2 separate regions of the Mus musculus genome follow, and region 1 is linked to region 2. The links are chromatin loops, found by intact Hi-C in ENCODE. Cell type or tissue: heart. All regions are shown on one strand. Links, peaks and the distances in the headings refer to the core of each region. The heading gives the core; the rest is flanking DNA. Region 1 overlaps Ppp2r3a (protein phosphatase 2, regulatory subunit B'', alpha). Region 2 overlaps Msl2 (MSL complex subunit 2).

Region 1 (10,137 bases), core at 1,289-9,288, 73 kb after region 2:
TGTTGGTTTCCCTACCCTCCCTTCACAGATAGGGTCTATGTTGCCCAGGCTGGGTTCCAAATACTGCTTTACAGAAGTCCTCCTGCCTTAGCTTCTTCAGGATCTGAGACTATAGGCCTGGGCTGCTCAGGTTGGCTCAAAATCAAACCACATCAAACCAGATTAGACCAGACCAGACCAGACCAGACCAGACCAGACCAGACCAGACCAGACCAGACCAAACCAAACCAAACCAAACCAAACCAAACCAAACCAAATCTCAGTTTCTTAAATGTGCAAAGCTCTATGAAACTTGATGATCAGATAAAACTAGCTAAGGGTAGGGAGTTCATTTTTTAGCATTAACATTAATTTTTACTTAACAGTAAGAATACTGGTAAATAAGAAAGTTTTCAAATAGACTTGCATCTAACTATCAGCATATAATTATGACACGTACAACTACAAAGACTTCCCAGTTTAAAAACTGTGGTTATTTACTTACCTCCAAACACCTTCTCTGGTCTCTACGTTTAAAAAATTATCTTTGGCTAGGCATGGTGGCACATACCTTTAATCCCAACACTGGAGAGAGGCACAAGCAGGCAGTTCTCTATGAGTATGAGGCCAGCCTGGTTTACAGAGTAAACAAACAAACAAAATCTTTGTACATTCTCATTTAAACATTATTGGCCTTATAATGAGACTTGAAGAATTTAAGAAAGGGCATTTCTCATCACAAGGGTAGACAATTTATACAACTTTAGAAATAGCTTTACTTTAGCATCTAGAATCACTTACCCTGGTCATTGTATCGAGACAGATCAGCTTGACTGATGTACAAGTCATGATCACCATCTAGTTCCCAGAATTTACAATAAATGACATAGAAATGTTCATAAGAGAAGTAATCTGTGATTTGGTTTATATCTTCCTCTTCCTCCAAAAGGGCCAGAGTCTGAAATGGTATGAATAAAATATTTATTTATTTATTTATTTATTTATTTATTTATTTATTTAGGTTTTTCGAGACAGGGTTTCTCTGTATAGCCCTGGCTGTCCTGGAACTTACTTTGTAGACCAGGCTGGCCTCGAACTCAGAAATCCGCCTGCCTCTACCTCCCAAGTGCTGGGATTAAAGGTGTGTGCCACCATGCCCGGCCCAAGAATTAATTTTTAAATGATGTTCAATTAGTTTTGGTTATTATAGTCTCAAAAATTTCTGTTCATTAACTTAAAATTTTGATTTTGGTACCAAGCCAGGAACTCTGTGTGTGTGTGTGTGTGTTTGTGTTTGTGTGGTCTGAGACAGGGTTTCTCTGGCTCTCCTGGAATTTGTTTTGTAGACTAGGCTCACCTCAAACTTGGAGATCCACCTGCCTATGCATCCTGAGTGCTAGGATTAAAGGCGTGCATCACCACTGCCTGGCCAAAAGAGTAACTTTTTAATAACCAGTCCTCTACTATTCATGTTCATAAACTAAGATTCCTTAATTTTTCAAAATTATATGAGCAATATTAAGAAGAATGTGGATATATATATAATGTTTGGCTTTGTAATGGAATCAAGTTTATCATAAGCATTACTTATGTATACAATTGAGGTTGCATATGGTGGCTTGAAACAGAAGGCAGTGGGTGGAGCTAAGGACTCTGAGCTAGTCTCTGTCTCAGTTTGTACCACTAGGAGATTCCAGGAATAATGGCTTTTGTATACATAACTCTGTAGTTACCAAAATTATCAATTAAGTGGGTAGAAAAATGAAAACATTTTTATAAATGAAAGAAACTTTAAGAAAAATTAATAGAAAAATGTCAGGAATAAATATAAATGGACTAAATCTCCTTATTAAAATATTTTTGATCAAATATAAAAAAATCCCTCAAAACATATATATATATACACATATACACACACACACACACACACACACACACATATATATATATATATATAAAAGAGATATGTCTAATGGGGCTGGTGAGATGGCTTAACAGTAAAGGTGCTTGCTACTAAGCATAATGAATTGAGTTTGATACCAGGGGCCATACTGAAGGAAAGAACAGATTCCTGACTTCTGACCTTTACCTGATCACTCATACCACACACAAATGTAATAAAAGTTTAAAAAGAAAATGTCCAAAATAAGAGGCCCATAAAAGACAAGTGTAAATAAAAAGAAAACTAGCTAACAATACTAACTGGAAATAAAGTGGGATACAAGGCAGAAAACACAAAGGACAGAGTATGAACTCGTAATAGGAATGCATCGCTCTGATTGTGGCGGTCTCAACAGTGCCATGGGAAGTGGCACCATTAGGAGGTGTTGCCTTCTTGGAATAGGTGTAGCCTTGTTGGAGGAAGTGTGTCACTGTGTAGATGGGCTTTGAGGGCTCTGAGTGTTCAAACTCCACCCAGGGCAGAAAAGACCCTCTTCCTGGCTGCCTGCAGAAGAGTCTTCCCCTCCTTTTGCTTCCACTGAATCAAGATGTAGAACTTTCAGCTCCTTCTCTAGCACCATGTCTGCCTCAACTGCTGCCTTGATTCCCACCATGATGATAATGGACTGAACCTCTGAAACTGTAAGCCATCCCTAATTAATACTGTCCTTTGTAAGAGTTGCCTTGGTCACAGTGTCTCTTCACAGCAATGCAACCCAAACTAAGACACTGATACATTATTTTTAAAATGTTTACAATAGGAAGTGATTTTGTAAATTGAAAAAAATCATTAAAATTATATAAACTGTTTAATGGAAGGTTATTAAGTAAGCAAAATTAAGTTATAGTCTTCATAACACAAAGGAAACACATGGTATAAGTGTACATTAACTTTTGCTGTTTGTTGCCATCCTGCCCTGCTTGGGTCCCCTCACAGCAAGAGAATGAAGAAAGGACAGATAGACAAACAGGCACACATACAGGAAAGCTGGGATCTGGTGGGGTTCTCTAGAACTGCCCTGGAACCTCAGTTTGTTTATCAGTTACAGCACAGGGTGGTAGTAGGATTTAAGCTGGTCTCAGCAGGAAGTCTTTGTAGGTGAGCTATACCAGGAGGAAGAAGGCACAGTTGCTAGTTCTTGCACACATAGATTACTCATCCACAAACACTCATACTTTGACTCAAGAAAAGCTTTGTCATCTCTTTTGACCCTAGCCCATATGGGTAAAGAGTCTGCCAGTTTCTTACGGGCTGTCTGTTCTTGATTCCTCCATAGGCTCTGCCCATGTCATAATACCCATCCACTCAGGATTTACTCACTTAGGGCTTCCTCTGCTCCCAAGTTAGTGAATATGTAAGAGAAAGGATGAATTGGATTTTAAGAGTTAATTTAACACCATCTATTAAAGTATCATTTAATCCAGGATTTTCTTTTTAGTAGTCTATCCTAGAGAAATTGTTATTCATATACTCAGAAGAGTATGGTTCAAGGATGGTCCCTAAATCATTGTAATAGAACAAAAATATAAAAATGTCCTAAGCCTCAGTTGAGGAATATATAATCAATTACAGCATAGCCATGCAATCAATCATGCAGAATAGATGGACAGAAATAGAAGGAATCCTGAGACATTTTCAAGAGGAAAGAAAACCCACCAAATTTATAAAGTAGTATGTATCTCCCACATACTTAAAAAAAGGCCCCATAGAGCCAGTAGGATGGCTTAAGAGGGTAAAGGTTCCAATTCTGCCAAGCCCGATTCCCTCAATTTGATACCTAAGACCCAACTCAACTCTGGCAACTTGTTTTTCTGACAATAGCATTTGTATGCTACCCCAACTCCAAATGAATAAATGAATGAAAATATCCTTCTATATAGCATTCTCATAAAACAAAACAATATACTATGTATATAAAATAAGGCCACTGGGGTTGGAGAGATGGTTCAGTGGTTAAGTGCAATGGCTACTTTTTCAGAGGACCCAGGTTCAATTTCTAGCACTCACATGATAGCTCACAACTCTCTGTAATTTTAGTCCCAGGGGACCTGACACTGTCTTATGGCTTCTGAGTGCACCAAGCATACATGTAGTATACATATATACTTGCAAACAAAACTCTTACATACATAGATAAATGAATAAAATTTAAAATAAGAATACAGATAGATAAGTTCTCTATGGGAAGTGCATGAAATGCTGGGTGGATAAGCAGTGATGGTTAACCCCCAGGACAGGGTTTCTCTGTGTAGTCATGGCTGTCTTGGAAATCACTCTGTAGACCACACTGGCCTCGAATTCACAGAGATCTATTTGCCTTCCTCTGCCTCCCTATTGCTGAGATTAAAGGTGTGTGTTACTGCCACATGGCATAAACAGTGATTTTTGATTATTTTTTACTCTAAATATATTAATAGAACTAGAATATTTTGAGCATTTGTTCATAGACTCAGAAGAAGACTAAGGAGATGGGTAAGAAAAAGAAAGAAAGAAAAAGAAAAAGAGGAGAAGAAAATAAATCACCCCGTAGAAAGAGAACATTTGACTTCTACTCTCAGTTCTGCAGCCTGTTTCTGTGTGTTTCTGTGCAAGTTACTCAACAATACCTGAGTCTCAGAAGATTTTATTAAAATAATAAAAGATTAGAGCCTCCAGTGACGGCACAAGGGTTAGAAGCATTTGTTGCTCCTGCAGGGATCTGGGTTCAGTTCCCAGTACCCACACAATGGCTCCCAGTCATTCAGAACCCAGTTCCATCTGCTCCAACACCCTCTTCTGACCTCCTTGGCAACAGCCACACGTATAGTACATATACACACATGCCTTACAATGTGAGAAATTATAATTTTTGTTATTAAGGAAATTACTGTTTTCTTAACCCATTTTTAAATACCAACTGAGAGCCCAGGCAGACATCAGATGTTCAATGACTACAAACAGACTGTTCATTTTAGAGCAGTACTTCCTAGTCTTCCTAATGCTGCAATCCCTTAATACAGTTCCTCATATTGTGGTGATCCTCAAATATTACTTTCATTGCTACTTCATAACTAAATTTTGTTACTGTTATGAATTGTAACATAAATATCTGATATGCAGGGTTGTTTAATCTTCAAAGGAGTTGTGACTCACAGATTGAGAATTTTTGTTATAGAGTAACAAAATATTTATTTCTACGTTATGGTTTGCTAATTTTCCAAGTCTTCAATACCTTGTCTAAGTAACGTGAAGATAAAATAGGGAGGATACAGAGCAATAAGGTACGGTTATTATTAAAGGTTTGTTTAGCATGATCCATTTAAAATACTTTTTTTTTTCAAGTGTGAATCATTCTATTTTCTTTATATATTACTTTGGTAAAAGGCTCCCACTAGTGGTCAATAGTTTTTTGTTTGATAAGATAACTGAATAAGGGAACGCCAGGGCCAAAAAGGGGGAGTGGGTGGGTAGGGGATTGGGGGGGTGGGTATGGGGAACCTTTGGGATAGCATTGAAAATGTAAACGAGGAAAACACCTAATTAAAAAAAAGATAACTGAATAAAATGTATTATTTCTAGCAAAGCAGAGTCATTACTGAATCAAGTCTATATACTTCCATTTCTTTGGCAAGCCCACTTTTCCAACCTAGTTACTATCACTGGAGCCCTGGCCACTTCCACTAGTTGGAAATTCTTGAACAGGAGGGACATTTCTGCTTCTGGCTCTGGCTTGTGCTGCTGCTGCTTCCTGGAAGCCCTCTTCCTATTGAGAGTTTATCTTGCTAAACTCCTGATATTCTCCAAGATGAAAATCATATGTCGATCCTTCTGAGCTTCTTCTGCAACTTTTATGTGCATCTATCAATTCAGCTGTAGATGTGCATTTCTGTTTTTGTTTCACAGTGGATACCTTCAGGCAGATAGCCCATATTATTTTTATTTTAACAGCCTTTTCCCCACATGAGTAACTGATAAGTGCTTATAGCCTGGAAGAAGTAATACTTAGAACTTTGCAATAGAGTAAGAAAAGAAAAGTAAGTAAAATTATTAAATTGGCCCTTATACATCTTTATATGAGAGGCATACTTGCAAAAAGTTGCTTTTTCTTATCTCTGTTGAAGTAATTTTTCCACTCCAAGATCTGTTGACTGTGTAGAATATTCTCTGAACAACCTAGTTTCAAAAGGAAAACAAAGTCAATTAAAAGACAAGTTCAGATCTCTAATACCCTACTGAAGGCCAGTTATGCATATCTGTAGAACTAATTTAAGCAACTACTTTTAATGTTAATTGCAATTTTGAATAAAAAATAAAACTATGTGTTTTAACCCCACATATATAGTATAAATTCATCTCTGTAAGAGAAAAAAACTCCATTCATGTTTTCATTTCCTAACCACTTGTATTACCCCACTGTGTCTCAATTACACAGGGACACCTTATTCAGTAGTGCTCATTGGACTATGTATGTTTGTTAAAGTAACGAGGTAGGGGGATTCTACTTGTGTTGGCTTAATAATCGGAAAGTCAGAGGATGGCTGTCAAACTGGTCTGATTCAAAAGAGCATTATTTTGCTTATTAAAGTTGTATTTGGGGCTTAGCTTAGTTCTTTCTCTGGAACCCTCTCAGCCTTTCCTCCTGTCCCATCTCTATTCCTTTCTGTCAGAGGATGACCCAGGAACAGTTTCTACCCAGGGACCCCACAGTCATCACACTTGCCCAGGATCCAGAGAAGGCGACAGTAGCCAAAGAACATAACATTCACCCAATAAAGAGAAGACCAAATATTGGTACCAAGAAATTCTTCAAACAAATGTTTGAAGACTAGATGAGTAGATCCCAACACAAGAAGCAAGCAGGCACAGCATTTTAATATCCAACAAACTAGACTTCAAACTAAAACTAATCAGAAGAGAAAAGAAACTACACACTCATTAAAGGAAAAAAATCAAGAGGATATTGAAATTCTAAACATTCATGTGCCAACCATAGGACCCAACTTCATAAAAGAAACACTAAAAATTATACATATTGATCTTTATAGAGTGATAGTGGGCGACTTCAATACCCAACTCTTGCCAACAAAGGTCATCCACACACAAACTAAACAGAAATACTGGAGCTAAACAATGTCATAAATCAAAGGGATATTTGTAGACATTTACTGAATATTTCACTCAAACACAAAAGAATATACCTTCTTCTCAATAGCTTATAGAACTTTCTCCAAAATTGATCATATACTTAGATACAAAGCAAGTCTCAACAGATATAAGAAAACTGAAGTAACATCCAGCCTTCTACTTGACCACCATGGATTAAAGCTGGATATCAACAAAAGAAATGTACTAAGTAGGCCAGGCAGTGGTGGCGCATGCCTTTAATCCCAGCACTTGGGAGGCAGAGGCAGGGGGATTTCTGAGTTTGAAGCCAGTCTGGTCTATAGAGTGAGTTCCAGGACAACCAGGGCTATACAGAACAAAACAAAACAAAACAAAACAACAACAAAAAAAAAAAAAAACCAAAAAAACCCCCCAAAAACCCAAAACTAAACAAAAAAGAAATGTACTAAGTGCTTACATTAAAAAAAGAAAACCTGGAGAGCTCTAATCTTAGTAATTCAGTGACACACTGAAAACCCTAGAGCAACAAGAAGAAATAATATTGTAAAAGAGTAGATGGTAAGAAATAACCAAATTCAGGAATGAAATCAATGTAATAAAACAAACAAAAATACAAATTAATGAAACAAAGAGTTGGTTATTTGAGAAAAAAAAAAAACAACAAATGGAAAAAGCCTTAGCCAAAGTAACTAAAAGACCGAGGGAGAATATCCAAATTAATAAAATTAAGAATGAAAAAGGTGGACATTAGAACAGACACTGAAGAAGTTCAGAGAATCATAAGGATAAACTTTACAGATCTATACTGCACCAAATCAAGAAACTTAAAAGAATCAATACCAAGTAAGCAATTTACAGAGACCCATAACTCCATGTTCTCTTGAGAAATTAAAGACTTTTATCTGGTGGCAGAAGTGGAGAGCGAAGTCCAGGGCCAGATTGATTCAGCCTAGAATTCTGTGAGACTTCAAAGAAGAGTTAACACTAATATTCCTCATTCTGCAAAACAGACACTGGGAGAACATAGTACAATTCTTTTTATAAGGCCACTGTTACCCCAATACCTAAACCATACAAAGAGTCAAAACGTTATATAGATCAATATCCCTTATGCATGTTGATGTAAAGATTCCAAATCAAATACTTGCAATTTAAATCCAAGAACACACCAAAAATAGTTTCCACAATGATCAAGTTGGCTTCATTCCAGAGATACAGGGATGATTCAACATATGTAAATCAGTACACAAAACCCACCAGACAGATTGGAAGATAAGAGCCACATGATTATTTCATTAGATGCTGAAAAGAAATGCAACATTCCTTCATGATAAAAGTCCTGGAGAGACTAGGAATACAAGAGACATATGTAATAAAGGCAACACTACAGCCAACATCAACCTAAATAAACTCAAATAAATTCCATTATAACCAAGAGCAAGACAAGGATATTCACTCTATTCAATATAGTACTTAGAACAGTAGACAGCTAAATAAAGGGAATGCAAATAGGAAAGGAAGAAAGCAAAATATCTTTATTTGCAGATGACATATATAAAAAAGATCCTCAAACTCCACTAGGAAACTTCTACATTTCATAAACACTTCCAGCAAAGTATCAGGATACAAAACTGACACACACAAAATCAGTAGCCTTTCTATATAAAGTGAACACTTGAGAGAGAAATCAACTATCGTTTACAATAGCCTAAATTTTTTTTTGATAACTCTAATTAAGCAAGTTAGACTTGAGTAATAAAAACTTTAAGCCATTGACAAAATAAACTGAAGAGACCAGAAGATGGAAAAATCTCCCATGCTCATGGATTGGTAGAATTATTATTGAAAAATGGTCATTTTATCAAAAGCATTCTACAGATTCAATCCCCATCAAAATTCCAACAAAATTCTTCACAGAAATTTGTTTAAACTTCATGTAGAAAGATTAAAAACTCAGGATAGCTAAAACAAATCTGAATAATAAAAAAAAATTCTGGAGGTATACACTGTCTCAGATTCCAATTCATTCTACAGAACTATACTAATAAACAGCATGGTATTGTCATAAAAACAGACATGTTGATCAATGGACTCGAAGATCCAGACTCACTTTTGATTTTGATCTGATTTTGACAAAAAGGCAAAAAATACACACTGGAAAAAAAGACATTTTCAACAATTGGTGTTGGGTAAACTGGATGGTTGCATGTGGAAGAATAAATCCGATCCATATTTATCATCCTGTACAAATTCTGATTTAAAGATCAAGGGCCTCATCATAAGACCAGATATCCTGAATCTGATAAAATAAAACTGGGGCATATACTTGAACCAATTGTCACAGGAAAGAACTTAAGACACTGATAGCACAAGCACTGAGATCAGAAATAAAAGGGACCACATGATGCTAAAAAGCTTGTGTATGGCAAAGGGCATTGTCATTTGGGGAAAGCAGCATCCTACAAAGTGGGAAAAGATCATTAACAATTATACATCTGATAGAGGATTAATATCTAAAATAACCAAAATTACAGAACAAGAAAACAACCCAAATAAAAAATGTGGTACAGAACTAAGCAGAGAATTCTCAAAAGAGGAAACACAAGTTGCTGAGGTCATCTAAAGATATGTTCAACATTTTCAGCCATCAGAGTAATGCAAATTAAGCCTGCTTAAAGACTTCATCTTACCACAGTCAGAATGGCCGTGATCAATGAAACTCAAGACAACATATGCTGGCAGGGATGTAGGGAAAGGGAACATCCATCCATTGCTGGTGGGAGTACAAGCTAGTAAAGCCACCATGGAAATCAGTGTGGCAGTTTCTCAGGAAGCTGGGATCCTTCTACCTCAATATCCAGCTCCACTAGGCATGGCATCTTTTACATCCCACTGCAGAGACCTGCTCATCCACGTTCACTGTTGCTCTAGTCAGACTAGCCAGAAAAGGAAAACCGTCAACACGCTCATCAACTGACAGTGAGTAATGGAAATGTGCTACATTTACACAATGCAATACTATTTAGCTGTTAAAATTAAGTCAGGAAATTATCAGATAAGTGGATGGAGCTAGAAAAAAAAATCCCCGAGTGAGGTAACTCCGATCCAAAGAG
Region 2 (8,000 bases), core at 1-8,000:
TTAAAATACATTTTAAAAAATTCTTCGACGGCTTCACACGTATAGCGGTGATGTCTTAAATGGGGTTGAAATGCCAGCGGCATGCTGCCTTCTTTTTAAAACCTCTGCTGCGGGAACTGATTGAATACCATTGTCATTAAATGTGGTCAAACATTGTTAAGAAATATGCACTGCACTCGTGTTTTGCAGAGGGTGGATGGTATAATCTTGATGCACCTCCAGCCAGAGACCTCAGTGCCCCAGGTTCTACAACAGATGGTTTGAAGGTTAGCACTGACCTAATGAAGCTGATGGTACTTTTTAGTTGGTGAGATCTTTTTACAGACTAGATTTTCTGTAGTTTTAATGTCAGGTGGCCTGGCAGAGTCGCATTGTTTATTTACTTGCTTATTTAAGACAGGTTCCTACTATGTAGCTTAGGCGGACTTCGAACTAGTGGTCTTAGTGTCTCAGTCTCTTGAATGCCGGTATTTCAGGCATGCACAGCCATGTCCCGTTTCAGAGGATTATTTTAAGATTTTTTTCAAAGGGTATTAGCCCCTGTCGGTTACAATACTTAATCAATCGTAAGAGATGAGTGAAAATATTGTCTAACTGGAAAGTGTTTAAAGGGTGATGACTCGTGTTAACTGGGCACAAATAGTATTTGACACTCAGAAAACCAGAACGATTATCCTCTGTCCCTCTTGAGATGGTATAAGTCCTCCGCCTATTAGAAAACGAGACGTTTAATAGAAATGAGAGCAACAAGGAAGTACTGATGATGTTCTCCACTTACTGTGTTGGAGGCTTTGTTAACCCAGACTCTCTGTTCAGTCACAATTTAGACATTGAGGCCCTTGAAGTGGAGATAGTAATGGCTGAGCCATAGAAATGGTATTCAGGATTCATCCATCATTTTTGTATAGCTCAGGGCCGGACTCTGAGGGGTGCCAAAAGGGTGGAGATTGGGTTTTTCCTGGTTAGGTACTTAATTTCGTAAGCGTTTAAGCAACCAAGTGATTAAGCACTTGCCTTGACGACTAACACACAGTACTTACAGGGAAGCAGTCGCTCAGAGCAGATGACTAAACCGCTGCCTTAGGCCTCAGCGTCTTGGTGTGTGAAGTGAGGGCTTTAGGGCTAGGTGCTGTTAGTTTGCTTTCAGTTTAGATAAAGCCAAGGGGAGTGGACTGAGAATTTGCTTGGTTTAATGGTATTCTCTCTTGCAGTCTCATTTTTAATTTTTTAGTGGCGCTGGTCATCAAAATCAGGGCCCTGCCTCTGAGTTCACTTACAGAGCGTGTAAGCTTGAGGCTCTGGTGTGGCCCAACTTCTCCCTGACATGCCTCCCCCTTTGTTTTTGAGGAGGATCAGTAGGTTTGTTGAAGTGGTAAAGTAGGGGACAGACAGGTCAGTAAGGTCATGGCCATATTATTCTGTAGACAGTTGTACTTAGTAAAGGCATTTTCAGCTAACACTTGAAAATATGTTAACCCTCTTTACCAGATGGGCAGGTCTTAGCTCTGCTAGAAAATGGTGATTGTGGACGGTGCTTGGAACTTGAAAACCTTTGCTTTTTGCATCGCTGAGTGGGCAGCCCAGGGCTTTCAAGGGCCAGATAAGCATCCTGCTCTACACTATATTCTATCTCTCTCTCTCTCTCTCTCTTTCTTTTATTTTTCCGAGACATGTCTCACTACATATACTAGGCTGACTTCAAACTGATGAAGATCCTGCCTCAGTCTTCTCAGTGCAAGGATTCTTGGTGTGTTCCACCACGCCAGGTGGGATTTTAAATTATTCAGAGATGGTTTAACTAAGCATGGCCTTAATAATTTAAACATGGATTTAAAAAAGACATTAAATATAAAGTCACATTAAAAAGATTACTTTTATGTGTTTGGCTGTTTTGTCTGTGTGTGTGTGTATACACTGTGTGTGCTGTGCCTGAGGAGGTCAGAAGAGAGTTGTATCCCCTGGGAATGGAGTTCCTATTATGAGCTGCCATGTAGGTGCTGGGAGTCAAGCCCTGGTCTCCTGAAGAACAGTTTGTGCTCTTAACTGCTGAACTATCTCATTGGCCCTGAAGTTCCACATAAGAAGCCTATTTAATACTCAAGTCTTGGCAACACAATTGATTTTATGACTGTTTAACTTAGTGATTATTCTCTTTGGCTCTTGTCTCCTTTCCTTTCATATTATGGAAAAGGTTTGTGGGTTTTACTTAAAATTGGGTGGCCTTTCATGACATTTTGATAATAAGAGATACTGGTCTAAGTTTTTCCCCCATACCCCACAAGCCCATGATTATGAAGAGAAGGAGAAATTATTTTTATTCAGCTCTAGCACTGCTTATTTTTGTGCCAGGTGCAATCCTATAATTTTTTTTAAGGTCAAAAACAAGCTCACTAATAATATTCATGTGCAGTTTTATTTCATGAAAATAATAAATATGTGAAAATTAAATTTAATTCTGTCCTGGTGCTGTAAATAGGATGTTGTATTTGTGGTCAATATTCCACAATAAAATAGATGTTTTTATTTTGTTTTTACCTTTTTAAGCATGTTATTTATATTTTTCTTCCTTATGTTTCTTCCCCACTTTCTGGGGCTTGAACATGGGACCTTGTGCATATCATATACCATGGGACCTTGTGCATATCATATACATGTATAGTTGACTAGCTTGAACTAGGTCCTTAAACTAGTGACCGTCACTCCTCAGCCTTGTGAATACTTGCCACTAGAGTCCTGCATCCGTAGGGCCTGGCTTCCCTAAAGTTTCTCTTGCCTTAAGATAATGCTCACTTTCTGTAAAGGTCCTAAAACTCAATTTGTTCCCTTCTGTGAATGTTCCTTGCTCACTCTACCTCTATAACTCTTCGTTGTAGTTGTTAGGCTATGTTATAGTTCCTTTCAACTCAGATTTGATAGTTATCTTAGGACCTGCTGTATGTATGTCTCTGGGGGGAAAACTGTTTGTTGTGCATTTTGTGCTGCTCCTTTCACTCTTTTCTGCCCAAGGAGGGAGGGGAAAAGCCCAATGTTCGCGCTCTCTCGCGCTACTTGTCTTAGTTAGGGCACCATGACCATGGCAGCTCTTACAAAGGGAAACATTTAGCTGGGCCTGCCTTACTGGGTCAGAGGTGTAGCACATAAGTGTTAAGGCAGGAAGCATGGTGGCCTGGCAAACAGACATGGTGCTAGAGAAGGAGGCCAGAGGCTTCTGTATTTGGATCTGTAGGTACCACAAGGAGAGAGAGAGGGAAAGAGAGACAGAGACAGAGAGACAGAGAGAGGAGAGAAAAAGAGAGAGGCACACACAAACACACGCATGGCAAGCTTGAGCTTCTAAAACCTCAAAGCTTTCCCTTGGTGATAAACTTCTGCTCCAGCAAGTCCACACCTACTCCAACAAGACCTCAAGTCTTTATCCTTTCAAAATATTCCACTCCCTATGAACCTGTGGTATCCATTTTTATTTAAACCATTGTACTACTGAACACAAGTTGCTTTAAAATTTGCTCTAGTTAGTTTCCTTTATCTGTTTTTTCCTTAAATGTAGTTATTTGTGGGCTTATTATTACTTTTTGAAATAATAATAAGCCTGAGTGCCTATGTGCCCCAGGGGCACACAGGTGCCCTAGGAGGTCAGAAGAGGGTCTTGGAACCCGTGGAACTGGAGTTTTAGTTTGTGCTAGGAACTTAATCCCCGTTCCTTGTAAAAGTGGCAGGTGCTTGCTTGCTTGTTTGTTTAAGACAGGTTTTCTCTGTGTGTGTAGCCCTAGCTGTCCTGGAACTGGGTTTATAGACCAGGCTGGCCTGCCTTTGCCTTCCAGTTGTTGGAATTGAAGTCAGGTACCACCACCGCCTGCTAGTAGCAGGTGTTTTTAACTGGATAGCTATCTCTTCAGCTCCTATGGTGGGCTTTCTTCTTCTTTTTAATTTGAGAGAAGGCCTCACTAGTCCTGGCTGGTCTGGAATTTCTGTGTAGTTAAGGCTGGCCTCTCACAACAGTCTGCCTGCCTCTACCTTGAGAGTGTTGGGATTAAATGCAGTGTGCCACTGTACTTAGCTGTAGTGTCTTAAAAGAAAAAAAATTAAAAAAAAATTATTTTATGTGTGTTAATGTTTTGGCTGCACTCATGTGTGTGTATGTGTGTGCATGCGTGTGTATACCTAATATGTGCTCTTAGAGTCCAGAAGGTGTTGCCAGATGTCTTGCAATTGAAGTTAACAGATGGTTATGAGCTGCCATATGAGTGTTGTTATCTGCTTAGTTTTTTCTTTAGTCCTGTCTTGAAACATTTTAAACTTACAGGAGCAAATCTATCTACTGAAAGTCTTGGACTGGCACATACTGGATGCTCGATATCTCACTTACAAAGGTTGTTTTTTGTTTGTTTGTTTGAGATTTTATTTATCTTTTGTATGTGTATCACTAGTATGTATGCTAGTTTATATATCTGTACTGTGTGCATGCAGTGCCTGTTGAGGCCACAAGAGAGTGTTGGATCTTTTGGAACTGGAGTTACAGACAGTTGAGAGCTGCCATGTGGATGGTAGTAACTGAACCAGTGCGCTAACTGAGCAATCGCTCCAGCCCCACTCTCCAGCCCCACTCTCCAGCCCCACTCTCCAGCCCCAGGGTGCTTCATATCCCATGATGAAAAAGAGCCTGTAACAGTCAGGTCACTTGTTAAATGTGGAACAGTCACTGGATTGCAGATTTGTTTTTTTGAAGTGTTAACAATGTCACTGTTTGTTTTTCAGTTACTTTGTATATTTCAAGAGTCTGACATCTCTAATGAATGAGGTGGCAGCGCTGCAGAGAATTGCTGTTATTTCCAGATCACAGGGAGTGGCTGGAACAGTAATTGAGTACTGTTTTTAAGTGTCAGTACTAAGGTCTTATTTTTAATGTTAGCTTGGCATTGTCAGGTAGTTGGGTTTCTTTTGTTGGTCTGAGAATTGATACACCAGCTGTATGGATTTAAGGTTTTTGTAAACTTGTCAGTCTTCAAGTGGTATACATTTGATAAACAGATTAGACTGTTAGAACTTGAAGTTATTGTGGGAGATATTTGAAGTCCTATAAAATAATATGGTCAGATTTGTACTTTGGAATATAAATATTATCCTGGTACTTTAATGAGTCTAGAAACAAAGTGGTTTAGGCTTGCCTTTTAGGTATTATAATTGTTAATAAGTAGGCAGGGCCTGGATTGGAGATTAATATTTTCCACTGAAATAGTATGGACATAGTGACCAGTATTGTTTGTTGTTTTGTATGTTAAGGACTTTAAAATGTACTGACTTTAAAAAATGTTTATTAGTGGGCTGGAGAGATGGCTTAGCAGTTAATAGCACTGGTTGCTCTTCCATAGGTCCTGAATTCAATCCCATCAACCACATGGTGGCTCACAATCACATTTAAAAAAAGAGGGGGGGGGTCTGATGTTCTTTTCTGTCATACAGGTATACATGCACATAGAACACTCATGTGCATACATAAATTAATCCTTAAAAATGTTTTATTAGTGTGAGTGCAATATGTGTGTATGTGCATGATGTATAGGCATGGAGTTTGGAGGACAGCTTTCTGGAGTTGGTTCTCTTCATCTTTATGTGGGTCTGGGGGATTGAATTTTAAGTTGCCAACCTTGTATGCAATTGTTAATAGCTGTTGAGCCATCTCAATATCCCTGTATACTTGCCATCTCTTCATAGTCCTGCATATTATGTGGTGCTCCTATTACATGGTGCTGGGAGGTGGGTGGCTCCCCCATGGGCGGAGTCTTATTTTTACTTGGTTTAGTCACCACTGTACCTCTGTATCTGACTGCTATTAAAAAGTATTTGTTGCTGGGATTTGAACTCAGGACCTTTGGAAGAGCAGTCGGCACTCTTAACCGCTGAGCCATCTCTCTAGCACCAACCACATGGTGGCTCACAACCATCCATAACAAAATCTGATGCTCTCTTCTGGTGTGTCTGAAGACAGCTACAGTGTACTTACATATAATAAATAAATAAATATTAAAAAAAACCTAATTTGTAAATACCAGGGGACTTCTGATTCATGTGTGACTTACTTTATACTTTTTTTCTTTTAGAGAGAAGCTAAATTAAAGGCCATCTGAGTAATTAGTTGTATATGTATTATTTGTTTTTAAATTTTAGCTTGCACAGTCTTTTTTTTAAAGATTTGTTTATTTTATGTATGTAAGTACACTGTGGTTCTCTTTATACACACCAGAAGAGGTCATTGGACCCCATTACAGATGGTTGGGATTTGAACTCAGAACCTCTGGAAGGCCAGTCAGTGCTCTTAATCTCTGAGCCATCTCTCCGGTCCTCAATATTATTAATTTAAGGTTTTACATTTATCCTTTTTCTTAAACGTTAGTCCTTTTTATAATTAGTATGTTATTCTCTTTGAGTCTGATGGCACATGACTTTAATTCCAGTTCTTGGGAGGTGGAACAGAAGGACTCAGCATTGGAGACTATAGTCTGGGCTTCATAGCCTCAGTGCAGCCTGTAGAGTCTGGTAGAAGGCTTACTTATTAGCATGTGCACCCTGGGCTTGGCTTTCTAGCATCACAAAAAGGAAATGAAATCAATAAGTTCTCTCTGTCTGTCTGTCTGTCTGTCTGTCTGTCTGTCTCAGCTAGGCTGGCTCACTGGGCAGTAAGCCTAAGGGGTCCTGTTGTATACCTCTCTAGCCCTGAGATGATAGGTGGGCCCAGCTTTTTCTTTGGGTTCTGAAGAATAAACTCAGGTCATGATGTTGGCACAGCAAGCACTTAACTGACTGATCCATTTCCTCAGTTCTACTTTGCTTTTATAAAACAAATTTTAAACATTTATTTTGTATATGTGTTTATGTGCACACACTTATGGTTCTCTCAACCATGTGGATCCTAGGGAATCAAACTCAGATCTTCAGGCTTGGCAGCAATGTGTCTTTAAATGCTAAGCCATCTTATTAGCTTTGTGTGGGTACACTTGACTGCACTGTATGTATGCTTAATAGAAATGGATGATATTATTTATCTTTTTTGTGTCTGGCTTATTTTACTTGGCATTATTTATGTCCTTAGGTTTCTCCATGTTATATCATGTGACAGAATTTCCACTATAAGGCTGAGGAATAATTCTGTATATACATGTATTTGTTTTCCATTGTTCCATAGATGGGCATTTGGATTGCTTCTGCCTCTTGGTTATTGTGAACAAGAGCATATAAATACCTCAAGTATTACATCTTTCCTATTTGTAGTTGGTACTTTGCACAATTTCAATTACTTGCAGTCAACCATGGCCTAAAAATATCAAAGGAAAATTCTGAAAAAACACTAATTTATAAACATTAAGTTGGTCTTTGTTCTGTCCTGCTCTTTCTTCTATTCTGGATAAACCTTTTAGATACTTTGTATATGCTTTTATGTATATACTTTGTATATGCTACCCACTCTATTGTATTTAGTTTTTTTTTTTTTTAAGACAGGGTTTCTCTGCAAGCCCTGACTGTCCTGGAATGCACTCTGTAGACCAGGCTGGCCTCGAACTCAGAAATCTGCCTGCCTCTGTCTCCCAAGTGGGATTAAAGGCGTGCGCCACTACTCCCTAGCCAGAGGTCTTGATTATTAAACTCAGTATGCAAGATTTACACCATGATGCTTGTGTTCATATAGCCCTTATTTTACTTAATAAATGATTAGAGGAGTGACTAGCAATTTAGAATTTTCTAAGAGAAGCATTAGAAAGATTTCTTTTAAGTGAAAAGGTGAAAGCTTTCAACTTAAAGAGGGTTCTTTAATTTTTTAAAGTTGTTAATTCTTTTTTTTATTGTTGTTGTGTTGTGTTTTGTTTTGTTTTTTTCCAGACAGGGTTTCTCTGTGTAGCCCTGGCTGTCCTGGAACTCATTCTGTAGACCAGGCTGGCCTCTGCCTCCCAAGTACTGGGATTAAAGGCCTGTGCTACCACTGCCCGGCCTAACATGTTTTTAAGATC

Evidence for each region. Peaks named below come from ENCODE experiments on the same cell type or tissue, not always from the same donor. Only the 100,000 strongest peaks of a DNase experiment are listed, where the experiment ranks them.
Region 1: a loop joins it to region 2, with 2.2 times the contacts of the local background. A loop is called at or near these places in 8 of 42 quality-filtered maps.

The regions. Positions count from the first base shown.
Region 1 is chr9:101,147,802-101,157,938 of GRCm38, forward strand. It overlaps Ppp2r3a (protein phosphatase 2, regulatory subunit B'', alpha), which reads right to left. Exons shown (of 14, transcript NM_001161362.3): 7 at 5,987-6,073; 8 at 781-937. Among named protein-coding and RNA genes, the nearest start is that of Gm24338, 70 kb to the right of the region's middle. In heart, for the core only: a CTCF peak has its summit at 5,284; no DNase peak of the experiment used is centred there.
Region 2 is chr9:101,075,691-101,083,690 of GRCm38, forward strand. The region is part of intron 1 of Msl2 (MSL complex subunit 2); the gene reads left to right. Among named protein-coding and RNA genes, the nearest start is that of Msl2, 4.9 kb to the left of the region's middle. In heart, for the core only: a CTCF peak has its summit at 4,485; no DNase peak of the experiment used is centred there; H3K4me3 peaks cover 3,580 bases; H3K27ac peaks cover 1,175 bases.